Linked DNA regions of Homo sapiens: region 2 is linked to region 1. The links are chromatin contacts, found by Hi-C or POLR2A ChIA-PET in ENCODE. All regions are on one chromosome and are shown on one strand. Each heading gives the region's core, a stretch centred on a gene start or an enhancer-like site at or near the end of the contact. The rest is flanking DNA. Distances are from core to core; before and after follow the strand shown.

The links. A loop is a pair of places that touch in the nucleus more often than their neighbours do. ChIA-PET counts read pairs that join two places held with the same protein, here RNA polymerase II (POLR2A). Pooled maps may share reads with other maps.
Region 2: a map of psoas muscle shows a loop between it and region 1 (7-fold over the local background). The contact joins two enhancer-like sites. A Hi-C loop is called at or near these places in 2 of 168 maps with a recorded cell type or tissue (Caco-2 and psoas muscle) and 3 of 50 pooled maps. POLR2A ChIA-PET finds 5 or more read pairs at or near these places in 2 of 52 experiments (A673 and CD8-positive, alpha-beta memory T cell).

Annotation. Positions count from the first base shown.
Region 1 is chr4:159,133,326-159,140,245 of GRCh38, forward strand. The region is part of intron 1 of RAPGEF2 (Rap guanine nucleotide exchange factor 2); the gene reads left to right. Among named protein-coding and RNA genes, the nearest start is that of MIR3688-1, 7.9 kb to the left of the region's middle. Within about 2 kb of position 4,091, at least 2 of the 41 ENCODE cell types and tissues checked have a DNase peak (open chromatin) inside an H3K27ac peak, as active enhancers do.
Region 2 is chr4:159,171,621-159,178,828 of GRCh38, forward strand. All of the region lies in intron 1 of RAPGEF2 (Rap guanine nucleotide exchange factor 2), which reads left to right. Among named protein-coding and RNA genes, the nearest start is that of MIR3688-1, 46 kb to the left of the region's middle. RefSeq lists an enhancer at 3,766-4,498. Within about 2 kb of position 3,776, at least 14 of the 41 ENCODE cell types and tissues checked have a DNase peak (open chromatin) inside an H3K27ac peak, as active enhancers do.

The DNA.
Region 1 (6,920 bases), core at 2,841-5,340:
ATTGTATTAGTGCATTTCTTTTCCTTTATTTTTAAAATATAAACTTGTAATATATATGGTAAGATTAACCTTTTTAAGTGTAAAGTTGTATGAATTTTTTTTTTTTTTCAGAGTTTTGCTCTTGTTCCCAGGCTGGAGTGTAGTGGTGCGATCTCAGCTCACTGCACCCTCCACCTCCCAGGTTCAAGCAGTTCTCCTGCCTCAGCCTCCCGAGTAGCTGGGATTACGGGCGCCTGCCACCACGCGTGGCTACTTTTTTGTATATTATTTATTTATTTTTCGGAGTCTGGCTCTGTCACCCATGCTGGAGTGCAGTGGCATGATCTCGGCTCACTGCAAGCTCCACCTCCCGGGTTCATGCCATTCTCCTGCCTCAGCCTCCCGAGTAGCTGGGACTACAGGTGCCTGCCACCACGCCCAGCTAATTTTTTGTATTTTTAGTAGAGACGGGGTTTCACCGTGTTAGCCAGGATGGTCTCGATCTCCTGACCTTGTGATCCGCCCGCCTCGGCCTCCCAAAGTCCTGGGATTACAGGCGTGAGCCACCGCGCCTGGCCAATTTTTTGTATTTTTAATAGTGATGGGGTTTCACCATGTTGGCCAGGCTGGTCTTGAACTCCTGACCTCAAGTGATCCACCCGCCTGGACCTCCCAAAGTGCCAGGATTACAGGTGTGAGCCACCACGCCTGGCAATTCTGTGAGTTTTAATTTGTATACAGTCATGTCACCACTGCAACTGCAATCAAAATTAAGACATTTTCATTGCCCAGAAAAGGTCCCTTGTGCCTTTGTGCCTTTTTGTAGGCAGTCCTCTCCGTCTAGCCTGTCTCTGGCAACCAGTGATCTGATTTCTATCCTTATAGTTTTGCCTTTTTAAGAATGTCTTGTACTGTACATGGAGTCATATAGTGTACAGTCTTTTTTGCATGACTTTTTTCACTAAGCACAAGCTTTTGAGATTCAGCCATAGTGTTGTATGTATCAATGGTTTGCTTCTTTTTATTGCTGAATAGTATTTCATTGTATGGATGTACTGAAATTTGTTTATTCTTTCTCCAAGTGATGAATATTTAGGTTGCCTCTAGTTTTTGGCAGTGATGAATGAAGCTGCTATAAATGTTCACATATTAATATGGACACATGTTTTCCCCTTCTTGATAGATACTTAAATGTGAGATTGTTAGGATATATGATAAGTGTATGTTTAACTTTTTGAAAAACTAACAAACTCCTTCCCAAAGCAGCTATATTGTATTTTATTTCTGCCAGCAATGTACAAAAGTTTCAGTTCTGCATCCTCGTCAGCACTTACACGTGTCAGTTTTATTTTGTAAGTCATCTTATGGGCATGTGATGGTATTTAATTCTGTAATTTAGAAACAACTTTATTGAGATATAATTCACATACCATACAATTCACCCATTTAAAGTATATAATCAGTGGTTTTTAGTAAATTCCTAGATATATGCAGCCATCACCAGAGTCAACTTTAGGACATTTTATCAACCTCAAAAAGAAAATTCCTGTACCCTCATCCTCTATCCCTTCTGTCCTAAGCAACTACCAGTTTACTGTCTGTCTATGTGTTTTCCTATTCTGGACATTTCATGTAAATAGTTTATATGTGGTCTTTGGGACTGGCTTCTTTCATTTAGCATAATGTTTTCAAGATTCATCCATGTTGTAGCATGTATCAGCAGTTCATTTCTTTAATTTTTTTTCCTTTTGTTTTTGAGACAGGAGTCTCACTCCGTTGCCCAGGCTGGAGTGCAGTGGTGTGATTATGGCTCACTGCAGCCTTGATCTTCCAGGCTCAAGTGATTCTCCTGTTTCAGCCTCCTGAGTAGCTGGTACTATAGGTGTGTGCCACCATGCCCAGCTAATTTTTATATTTTTTTTGTAGAGATGGTGTTTCACCATGTTGCCCAAGCTCGTCTCGAACTTCTGGGCTCAAGCAGTCCGCCCACCTCAGCCTCCCAAAGTGCTGGGATTACAGGCGTAAGTCATTGCGCCTGGCCCAGTTCATTTCTTTTTATGGCCAAGTAATATTCCATTATATAGATAATACTATGTTTTGTGTATTCATTCATCAGTTGATGAACATTTGGATTGTTTCTACCTTTTGGCTCTTATGAATGATGCTGTTATAAACATTCATGTACAAGATTGCATTTCCTTTAATCATTAACAGTGAAAACCTTTCATATATTTACTTACTATCCATATATCTTTGGTGAAGATCTTTTCAAATATTTTGTCCCCATTTTAATTTCTTTCTTTTCTTTTTTTGAGACGGAGTTTTGCTCTTTTCACCCAGGCTAGAGTGCAATGGCATGATCTCGGCTCACTGCAACCTCTGCCTCCCGGGTTCAAGCGATTTTCCAGCCTCAGCCTCCTGAGTAGCTGGGATTACAGGTGCCCACCACTATGCCTGGCCAATTTTTGTATTTTTAGAGAGATGGGGTTTCACCATGTTGGCTAGGCTGATCTCAAACTCTCGACCTCAGGTAATCTGCCCGCCTCGGCCTCCCAAAGTGCTGGGATTACAGGCGTGAGCCACTGTGCCTGGCCTTAATTCCTTGTTTTGAAATAAATTTAGATTTACAGAAAAATTGCCAAAATAGTACAGAGAGTTTCCATATGTATACCTGACACTCAGATTCTCCTGCTGTTAATAATTTAAGTACATTTGTCAAAAGTAAGACATTAATATTGAATCAATACCATTAACTGCAGATTTTATTTGGATTTTGCCAGATTTTCCACTAATGTTTTCTTTTTCTCCAGGATCCAGTCCAGGTGTACGATATTGCATTTAGCATTTTAAAAAATATGGTTGTTTTTCCTTGAGTTGTGAGAGTTTCATTATATGTTATGGATACAAGTTACTTTATTAAACGCCACTTTTTCACTTGGCACAGTTCTCCAAATTAATTGTATTAGTAGCAGAGTCATTATTCGTATTAGATTTGGGTGTGAAAGAAAGAGGACTTAAGGATGACTTGAAAGTTTCTGGATGGCTGGGGATGTTAATTATTGGAGAAAAGGACTTCAGGAAGACCAGGTTTGATTAAGAGGGTGAACAGTGGGTGTTGCTGGTGGTGGTAGTGATTAGGAGTTTAGCTTTAGAACAAGGAGAGTTTGGGATGCTTATTTGTAATACAAAGAGGAGATGTCCAGTAAGTACTGTAGTTTGGACTTCACTGGGTAGGGATTTCAGGCTACTATGCTTTTTAACTCATATTTGACATCTATGTATAGGTAAATGTCTTTATTTTCTCTAAACAATGTGAATGCCTAGCACACTGCTTGACATGCTAGAAGTGTTTAATGTTGAATATGTTGAATTGAATTGAAATGTAAATTTCAGTTCTGTTTTCTATAATTATATATTTTACTCTAATAATAGTTTCTGGTGTTTGAAGTATACATTATTTTCTTTCAACTGAACTTGAATATAATATAATTTTATGAAGTCATGAGAAAGTTTGGTAACCTTCCTTAAGGAATAATTTTTGGAAATGTATAGACATTAAAAAAATAGAGCCTGCACCTGAACTGGCTACTGTTCCCTGAAGCCTGTATTCCTGACCACTGTGAAAAGTGCCATCCTTGATCCTAGGCTTCCTGTCCTTAATGGCCATTGGTTGCTAGTGCTAAAACTGTGTAAGAAGGTAAATTTATAATCATCATAGGTTATTTGTAAACAGAAAAGGTGGGGGGGTTGGTAGTAACTGTATTTTGGCTCTGTTCAGTGGGCCTATAAATTCATTTGATTACATTTAAAGTTCTTTTGAAACTTACCTTGGTTTAAGAAGTTTACTGTATTAGTCCATTTGGGCTGCCATAACCAAATACCATAGACAGGGTGGCTTAAACAACATAAATTTATTTTCTCACAGTCCTGGAGGCCAGAAGTCCAAGATTAAGGTTCTGGCCTGTATCATTTTCTGGTGAAGGCCTACTCCTGGCCTGCAGACTGCTTTCCTGCTGTGTCCTCACACAGCCTTTCCTCAGCTCATAGGAGGGGAAATGTAGGAGGAGCAGAGGGAGAGGGAGAGCAGGTGCTCTGTGTCTCTCCTCTTGTATAAGAACACCAGTCCAACTGGACCAGGGCCCCTCCCTTATGATCTCATCCAACCTTGATTACCTCCCAGAGGCCTCCATCTCCAAGTACTATCACATGAGATTAGGGCTTCAGTATATGAATTTTAGGGGAATACAGTTTAATCCATAACATGTAACCATAGTAGCATCTTTAATACTGGGGTTATTTTGCACTTCTTTTGTATGTGAGAGAGAATAAAGAACACACCTTTTTAGGTATTTATACCTGAGGTATCATTCTAGGAAATGAGAATGAGTTTGTGAAAAATAAATGCAAAAAAAAAAAAAAAAACCTGCAAAGATTTAAACTTACTGGGAAGGGAGGTTAAATTTCTGAAATGCTTACATGGTAGAGTGTTTTAAAAATTAAAAATACATGCAACTAATTACCTATAAGCACAAAGAGTAACTGTAATTCTTTAAAAACATTTCTTTATCCTGTTTGAATTGATTTAATGAGTTAAAAAATTAGTGATTTGTAATTAGCTTTCAACTAATGTGCTAGCTAGGGTTTTTAAATTCTTTTCTTGAGTGGGAGAAATGTGTCCACATAAGATTTTATTGCATTATTAATTTTCATGGTATAATTGACTTTCGCACAGACTGAATTACTAATTAGTATAATGTTAATGAATATGGTTTAATTTTACCACATCATGTGGCCTGAGACACAAGCTTTCTCTAAGAAAGTATTGGGATGAGAGGTATCTCCATAGAGATTTTACATTGGTACCAGTTTTATACCACCCCTACGTTGCTGAAAGGAGCTCTGATTTGAAATGGATGGAGACACACAAACACACACACATATGCATATAAGATGGGTATCTATACCTAAAACATCTAAAAGCACTGATATAGACTATTTTTCCTTTTTGATAGAAAGTAGAAAAGTATAAAGCTCATATTTTAGTGTTTCCAAGTTATCCAGCTAAAGTTACTAATACTGATGCATTTGGTTTGGTAATAGTTTTCACTGCCACATTGAATAAAGCCTTATCTCTTTCAGCTTTTGAAATTTAAGCAGGTGTAGGGAGAGGTAAGAGTAATTTCAGACCTTAGGATGTAGGCCAAATTTTAAGAGAATTCTACTGTGTTCATATCTCTTTGGCTTGAGTAAATAGATGGTACTAAATAAGTGAAATGATCTCTTGTGGTAGGTTAATTGACTCATTTGGGAAGTACAAAGATCCATGTGAAAGAATATGATTTCTACATTGGGGAATGTTTTTTAAAAAAATGATGTAGACAAGATAATTTTGAAATTATATATTGAGTTTGGGTGATTGAAAGAATTAGGAAATGTGTAATAATCTTAAAGCATATTTTTGTCTACTTGTTTACCTCACTGGAGCATAAAACTCTTCTCTGACACCATTTGAACCAAAAATTACAGAGCAAGGATACCAATCATGTACTCCTAAATTATAGTTTATAGGCACTGAAAGGATACCCAACTTAACTACCACGTGAAGGAAATTTCTGGGGACAGTAACGAATTGAAATAGGTAAAGCAGAAGGATGATGTAAATTTTCCATGAAATAGAGTCTCAGGCAACTTGGTGCATCTGACTAGGTAACATTTTCAGTGAATGGGTGAATATGGCATAAGTCATAATGGTGTAAAGCTCTAGGAAGGGCACATTTGCACACTTGAGGCCCTTGGTCACATGCCAGATATTTTTGAGCACACCTACCGTGTGTGTATGGCACTGTGTTGCCAAGTACTTTGGGATGCAGAGATTGGTAAGGCATAGTGCAGGGAACTCACAGTCCAGTGAAAGCAGTACCCATAGGTGAAGAATTCATACAATAGCATGGAAGTGCAATGAGGAAGCAGTGTGGAAAAGGGTGAAAGAAACTTGGTATGCACGAGTCAAATGACAGACTCCATTAAGTGTTTCCATTAAAAGGATTGTTGCTTCCCCAGTAGCCTCTTCTATACAGTTTCTTCAATCTCATTTCAGATCATATTTCTGTAATAATTAAGGCTTTGAGAAGGACATCCTATATAATGTAAGACACACATTTAAAGCATAGAATGAAAAAATGAAAACCTTAGGCATTTTGAGCAATATTTCCTTTACCTGTCATATATACAGCATGTTCTGAAATACATGGAGTGTGATACTGGTGAAATTAAAAAAAAAAATGTAGCACTTTAAATTTTTTTCCTTAAAGGTTGTTTTGGTAATTTTAAATCCTGAAATATAATTATTACGGGGATATTAAGCTCAAAATTATTCTAAAGTTATCTTTTGTTAAATGTGGTTTGTTAAGAGATTTCCCATTGTTCAGTGTTAGTAAGTGGACAGTGAACAAAGAGGACAGATTTTTGTCAAGCATAAACAACTTTTGCATCCTGTTTATTAAATGGAAAATACCTCAATGAATGTCTGTGCTAAAAGTAGATTCCTTCAGGTTTTTAGTTTTGTCCTATTAGGGGTGGAGTCATGGAACAGGAAGAAAGACATCCAGTAAACAGGAATTGTGTGCTAAGAGATACATTTTGAAAGGGAAATGGAGGCTCATGCTTAGAATTTGAGTTATACCATTTCACCATTATGAGTACCTTTTCAAGAATGTTAGATTTAATGGAGTGCTAAATGGTCTTTTTCATTACTGCTATGAGTGATAAATTGTCTTGACCAAGATAGCATGTTGCAGAATAAAGTTTTGAAAGTTGACAGAGGTATTTTCTCAGATTCATTCATTATCATGTTTAGCTTGATGTTCTCAACGTTTTATACTATTAGGAGATAATTTTCCATTTTGGGTAGAAATAGTTTTAGTGTAGTTAAATATGGTTAG
Region 2 (7,208 bases), core at 2,526-5,025, 38 kb after region 1:
CAAGGCCCAGAGTTCCACTAGTAGTTCTAGAGATATCTTTCATGTAAAAGGAGTGTCTCTTAAATTTTTTTTTTTAAGAATCTTTCATGGGATAGGGTCAAAATACCTAGAATACTTTTTTCTGGAAAGTTTTCATAGAGAATAAGAGCCGGAAGTAAAAGGTAAATAATTCTGCAACTTTGCAGTCACCTCACTCACTCAGTAAGATTGCTTTAGGTAGGTGTCAGAGACAAGTGTCCCAAGTTTTTGGATTTTCATCAAGCCAAGACCATTGCCCTTCATACTACCGTTCAAGAGTTACAGCACCAAAATAGGGTAGGCAACTTAAAACATTTCTTCTGTTAAGGATATTAGATAAAACAGTGAACTACTATCTAGTATCAATATAATTTCAAGTAATGACATTATAAAAAAAAGGGAAGGTTACAGTCCCACAATAAAGGAGAACTCTTTAAATGGAATACATTAAGCTTATCAAGGATCTCAACTCATTGTCCTTAATCTCTCATTTTGCCACACACTAGTGAGAATTCTCTGGTGGACCTACATTTGGAACCTTTTCACTAGCCTTCTTTGAAATCTTTTACCAAGAAAATATTTTATAGCTTCCTTTTCCTTCTTCCTGTATGGGTCCTGTAGTTCTCGGATGCAGTAGCTGATAGACCCAACCACCCTTTATAACACTGGCCCTGAGGCAACACACATTTTAAGTTATGCACAAGTATTTTAGGAAATGTGAAGTTGGGAACCGTTCTCCTACCTTCCCTATTCATGTTCCTTTCTGATTGTGATGGCTGCTCTGCAGTAATTGACTTCATAGGATATTCACTCTTACCACCCCAAGGGCTCTTTGCTTCCTTCTGATTTCTGGAGAATCTTGGTAATGATGATCTGAGGGCTTTAAATGTTGGGGGTGGGATGTCAGAGTATCAATGTTGTGAAGGTAAAGGTCTACTTATTTATGAATGTGATGGAGTCTGTCATATAAATCAAATGTACACATGTACAATTTTAAGTTGTAATGCACGCATGCTACTTCCTCTGTAAGTGGGGGAGGTAGAACAGTTATCAGTAGGATAAGTAAAGTGAGATTCTTAGCTTCAAAGGAGAATTCAAAACATGTATTGAAAGGTGAGATACTTCAGAAACTATAACTTGCTGTCCCTTCTAGTGGAGCACTTGATTAGAAAATACATATTTTTACATATTTTTAAGTCTCTGATTCTTCTTTGAAATTCAGTAATACCCAGCATTTTCTGTAACTGCCCTCCTCTGCACCCTTTCCCTAAATAGTTTATCTGATTGGATAAACTATTCCTCTTCTCTGCTCCTTCACCTTTCATGGATAGGTCTAAAAGAGATCAATTTTGAACAGACCTAAAATTTCTTTAGCATTTTAGCTCATTTTCTGACCAATAGTGGAAGGCTTTAATTACATATGTCGAATATTCTCATTTGCTTCTCCTGTCCTCTTGAGAAATAGAAAATTTGAGAATAAGTAGTACTATTGGTGGTTGACTCCTTGGTAAAACATTCAAGATGGGAAAAACAGATGTCAAATTATTTTTGTCTTTTGTCCTAGAAAAATGGCTACAATGAAATTTTCTATATTTAAAACCTTCCATTCAAAGAGTACTTCTTTTTTGCTAAGAGGCAATAAAGAACTGGTGTCCTCAGTGACCTATTCCGCTTTGCTTTTATTAAGACTATCTAAACTCTACCGTGGTAGGACTATTGAGATTTGTACAGTGAATGTTCAAAATGAGTGCTGTTGATAGTGCCTCTGGAATTAGGTTGGTATTAGAAACTTGAGGTTTCCTGAGGGTGATTTGTGCAGACTCTATGGCCCTTTGTTGCGGAGATAGGAGTTCAGTGGAATGATGTATAGCAGCCCCTGTCTGTCCACCCCCAGCTCAACAAGGTTTCTAGGAGGTTTAACTGGAGCCAGACTGTATTTGGGAAATGAATTGAACACCAAGCTGAAGGTTTTAACTCTACTGATAGAGGAGAATTTGTGGGGAAGGTGTTTGGTTGATGTTATTTTTTAATTGAAATTGAAGATAGTTCAGGAATCATTTTATTAGAGAGAGAGTGTATGTCTGTGCCTCTGTTCTCTGTGTGTATACGCAGCTGATTTCTGTTTTTGGTTGTTTTACTTAAATGTTAAATGTAATCATTCACAGCCTGCTAACTTTTGATGGAAAAAACCAGTGCAAATATAGTATGTTAATCTACACATGTAAATTAAAATTTGACTACAAATATTGCAGTCTGAGAGTCTATTAAAATAAGATACTTTTAAAATGAAGATATCTTTTGTTAAATGTATTTTTGCTGCCTAAGAGATGGCAATTCTGGGAAGCTGTAGGCTTGGTGGTGTAATACATTGTTCTGAAGGGGAAATATTTATACTGACTCTTGAAAACAGGAATTGCGAACTGATTTTGGACACTTTCTCTTTTCTTATTTGTTAACAAAATGAGTTTTTGGTGAAAACTAAATTGTTGCTTCTTCTAATGAAAAATCGTAACTTAACAAGTGAAACTTGCTTACGGGATCATTTTTCCCAGGGACGTGACAATTAACATGGTGCATAGTATGCATTTTAGGTTGCTAAACATAACACCCAGTTGGTAATCATAAAAACTGCCTGTGACTTCTGTTGTGACTATATCATTTAACCCTTGTGTTTTCTTCAATGAGAGATAAACTCTTTGAGAATGCAGATTATAGATGATACTTCATCTGTCCCTTAAAATTTATGAAGTACTTGGTACCTTCTTCAGCTCTTGTCCCTTGACACTTGACTGCTCTGGGGCTCCCTGACACCAACTTGAATTAGAAGACGAATGGGATAAAAGAGTGTTTTGTTGTAATTTACAAGTCTGTTTTGTAATTTTTATGGCTAATTAATGAGGTAATTACTAATCACCTTTGTCTCAAGTTTAGGAATTGTTCAAAAACTCAGTCTAAAAAAGCATGCCTTTTTCAGTGGAAAACACTTGAGGAAGTTTTTTGATTGATTTGTTTATTTTTTTCCTCTGGAAAAGAAACCTGAAGAAGTTTTAGACAAACAGGGAATGACTTGAGTCTTTATAATTTACTTCTAGCATTCTTCATACATGTCTTTTCTTTCTTTCTTTTTTTTTTTTTTGAGATAGGGTCTTGCTCTGTTGCCCAGAATGGAGTGCATTGGCACAGTGACAGCACACTGTAGCCTTAACTTCCCGGGCTCAAGTGATTCTCCTACCTCAGCTTCTCCAGTAACTGGGACCACAGGTGCTCGTCACCACACCTGGCTAATTTTGTTTTCTTTTTTCTCTATAGAGATGGGTCTCACTGTGTTTCCCATGTTGGTTTCAAACTTGGACTCAAGCCATTTGTGGGGATTACATATATGGCTGCACTCAGCCATACATATGTCTTAATAAAGTTTAAGCCATACATGTGTCTTATAATGTTTAGGAATCCGAGGCTGAAGAAATATACGAGGGCCTTATCAGCAATGACCAGTAATGTCATTATCAGGTTTTCCTGGGCTTTGATGTGAATTTGAATGAAATCACAATCCTAGGAGATTGTTTTTCTTTTGGGTGTAAATTAGTAAGTTCAGAAACAGTATTTTGCCTTCATATGATTTAGGGTTAAAGTAATTATTGTAACTCTAAAATAATAATTTTTTTTTTGAAAACCATACACTCTGCTATGGATTTTTTTTCTTACATTGTTCAAAAGTATGTGATGATGTAACTCTGGGGTATGAGTCACTCGGATGCACAAAGCACCTCAGCAGGCTGGTGATATGACATTTTTGTTTTATTTGCTCTGGTGCTTTACAAAGATCTGGGGAGGCTGTTTTAAAATAAACATTTCCCTGCTAAGGATGATAGAAGTTAAACAGTTTTAATAGGAGTGCTGATGGACTTGTTCCCGACTTCCTGCCCCTTTTCGTCAGGGACATAAAGAGAAAGGAATCATCATATTCTTTAAGATGATCTTCAGGAATGCTTTAAACCCCCATCTCTGTGTTGACTCACTTGCGAGACCGGCGACTGCTTTTGGGTTCTAGGAAGGACGGTTGGTCCAGTCTGCCACCTTGTGGTTATTTACAGAATTATTTCAGCCTGTATAGGTGTGAGTTTTCTGAAGCCGTAACACACAGATTGAAAACACATTTCCTGCATTTCTTTCTCTCCCTGTTCTCAGGGAGTGCTTAAGATCATGCATACCACCACCCCTGCAGGAATGTTGCCCTTTTCTTTCTTTGCACCCAGCACATCCACCGTTCGTTGCTAGATGCAGAGCTGAGAAAGAGATGTAAGAGAAGACGAGTGTCTTTGTTCAAGGTGCTTCTCTGATCGAGGACATAAAATACAAACCTATTAAAGTGCCCACATAGAGCACATGTGAAGGCCCTAATGTGAATGGTCAAGGTGGTAAGAACTTTAGAGGCTCAGAAAGGAAGTGTTCACTGCCAGTGTTAAATGGGGTCTTGGAGCAGAGGAGGATGGAAGAGTGTTTGGAGGGACTTTGTGTTAGGCTGTACCCAAAGACTGCTGGTCATCATGTGGAAAGGGTACAAGAGGTTGTTGGTGTTTGGGTTTCATTCCAGTGTGGGGAGCCTTGGAACGAGGTGGTTTGAACATGGTGTGCTTGACACAGTGTTAGCAGATACGTGCTCTGGAGGTAACAGGCACCCTCCGCCCCCACCTCAAAGACAGCATTAGCCTTGTTTGGGAAATTCGTGGGTAAAGTTATTAGTCCCTCTCCTGCATGAACTTTAATGTAGTTTGTGAACCTGGCAGAAATATATGCTATACAATGTTGTATAGGACAAGGTACTGTGGGGCATATTTTGGGAAATACTGCAAAAAAATGTTAAAAAGGTTTAACCTGACAATATGCTACTGATGTGTTATATTGAATTACTTCAATATAACAGGTTTTTTTCAAATAATACTTCAGTTGTGTGGATATATTTTGGAAGAAAATATATACAAAATTTTAATTTGTTTTCTAATACCATCCACAGATGAAAAAATATCCAAGAACGGTGCTAAATTAAATTAGGTCTTCAAAGTCAGTTTCAGTAACTCCAATGTGACCTGAAACTTGTGGGAAACCTCTTGTAATTTTAAACAATGTTAAGAGTGAAGTGTAAATATTATAAGGAATGTTTTAAAGGTAGAAAGTCTGTAGGTCCAAATGTTAATGGAATGCATGCAGAATTTTTTTTAACGACTTCATTTTAAGTGTTGTAAAACAGTCTTGAGCTATGGAAGGTAAACTTACATTAGAGAGGAAAATACTTACAGTTTGTTGTCCAGCTCTGCCAGTCTTAAATATGTTCCTAGCCAATCTTTCTTGGAGGAAAAATTAAGTGGCTGTTTTCAAATTGGAAAATTTCCCCATTCTCCTCTTTCTCAATCTTAAGGATATGAGATTTCTTACCAATGTCATTTGGAAAGTATATTTATAACAGATGTGATAAAATATATGTCAGGTACACTTCTCTTTAAACCTAATATAAAAATCTGGATTTATAAAACAGACAATTTAGGGACCCTTATAAGTATTATAAGAATTCATTCAACTTTTTTTTTTTTTTTTGGCATACAGACACATCATAAAAGGATACATTAATTTGTAAAAATTCTGATATATATAGTGTCTCAGGAATATTTTAAATTTTATATTCTTAGGATTACTTGTGCTTTTATTCAGATCTCATTGGCAGTGAACTCAATCACCTTTTTTTCCAGGATCTGATTTTGCCATGAAACTATCAGTACTGAAACTATGTGTAATTTCAGCCACACAGCCTAGTTGCATAGATATTATTCACCGTCTTTTGCAAATATGGTCTCACTAACAAACCCAGGGTCACACAGCTAGGGAGTGGTGGGGATCAGGATTTGAACTCTGCCCATCTGACTCCAAAGCTTGTATTCCTTTTATTACATCTCTCTCCTTCTTAGGATAGCTCTTTTGTATGTTTTAGTGTAGAAGTATTTGAGATCTCCTAAATAAAACACTGCAGCTTAACCATAGCATATCCACTTAACCATACCGTATCAATAAACATAATGAAACTTGCAGAACTTCCCCTTTTCTGCCCCTTCACCATTTGGGTATAGATGTGAATTTGAGCATTGGATAATCTAGCTTTTAACCCCGTTATTAATAATGTTCAAGACGTAACTCTCTAATTCATTGCTAGTGATCTTTTGCCCAAAAGGATAAATTTCATTTTTATCTTTCCAAGTTCCTCTCTCTGATGGATCAACAAGGAAGAATATGTTGGCATCAGGACAGTTCTGGTCCTGTGACCAGTGTCGCTTTAAGCAAGATGCTCCTTTCTCTTCCTCCTTATGTTTAAGTCCATAGACATTTACCACTTAGGCCTCAACCTCCATAGGCCTGCTAATTATGACACAGTCTTGGCCTCAGTTTCCTTGACCATTAAGAAAGACTTTTTAAAGGAATCAATCCACTTCCAAATACAGTTAAATATGTAGGTTCATATATGAAACAAAACCCCTTTTAAAGGAAAAAGATATGTCTTTTTTCTCATGCTGCAGTGGAACATAATCCCCCCACCCCATTATTTTTTGTTGTGTACAAGCAGCAAAGAGTCTATACAGGATAGGAGGGATTGCACCAGCATATGGTATGGGCAGGCAGTCAGGAGAGGAGGTGGAGAAATATTAATCTGCTCTCAGTTCTCCAAAGATCATATTACGACATACTGTACATTGTTAGTGAGATCTTGATGCTGCAAACAAATGAAACTAAAAGCTAGTTGTAAGTGAATTGTAAGTTTGCTATGAAGCCCGTTATATATTCTGAATGAGTCTCTAAGGAGAAATTAGAGAGCCCAGGATGTGGGGTACTCTCCCTCTGACTTCTTTCCCATTAGCATGTATTATGCTTTTTTTTTTTTTTTTTTTTTTTTGAGACGGAGTCTCGCTCTGTCACCCAGGCTTGAGTGCTGCCGCGCGATTTTAGCTCACTGCAACCTCCACCTCCCGGGTTCAAGCGATTCTCCTGCCTCAGCCCCCCAAGTAGCTGGGCTTACAGGTGCACACTACCACGCCCGGCTAGTTTTTGTATTTTTAGTAGAGACGGGGGTTTCTCCATGTTAGCCAGGCTGGTCTTGAGCTCCTGACCTCAGGCAATTCACCCGCCTCGGCTTCCCAAAGTGCTGG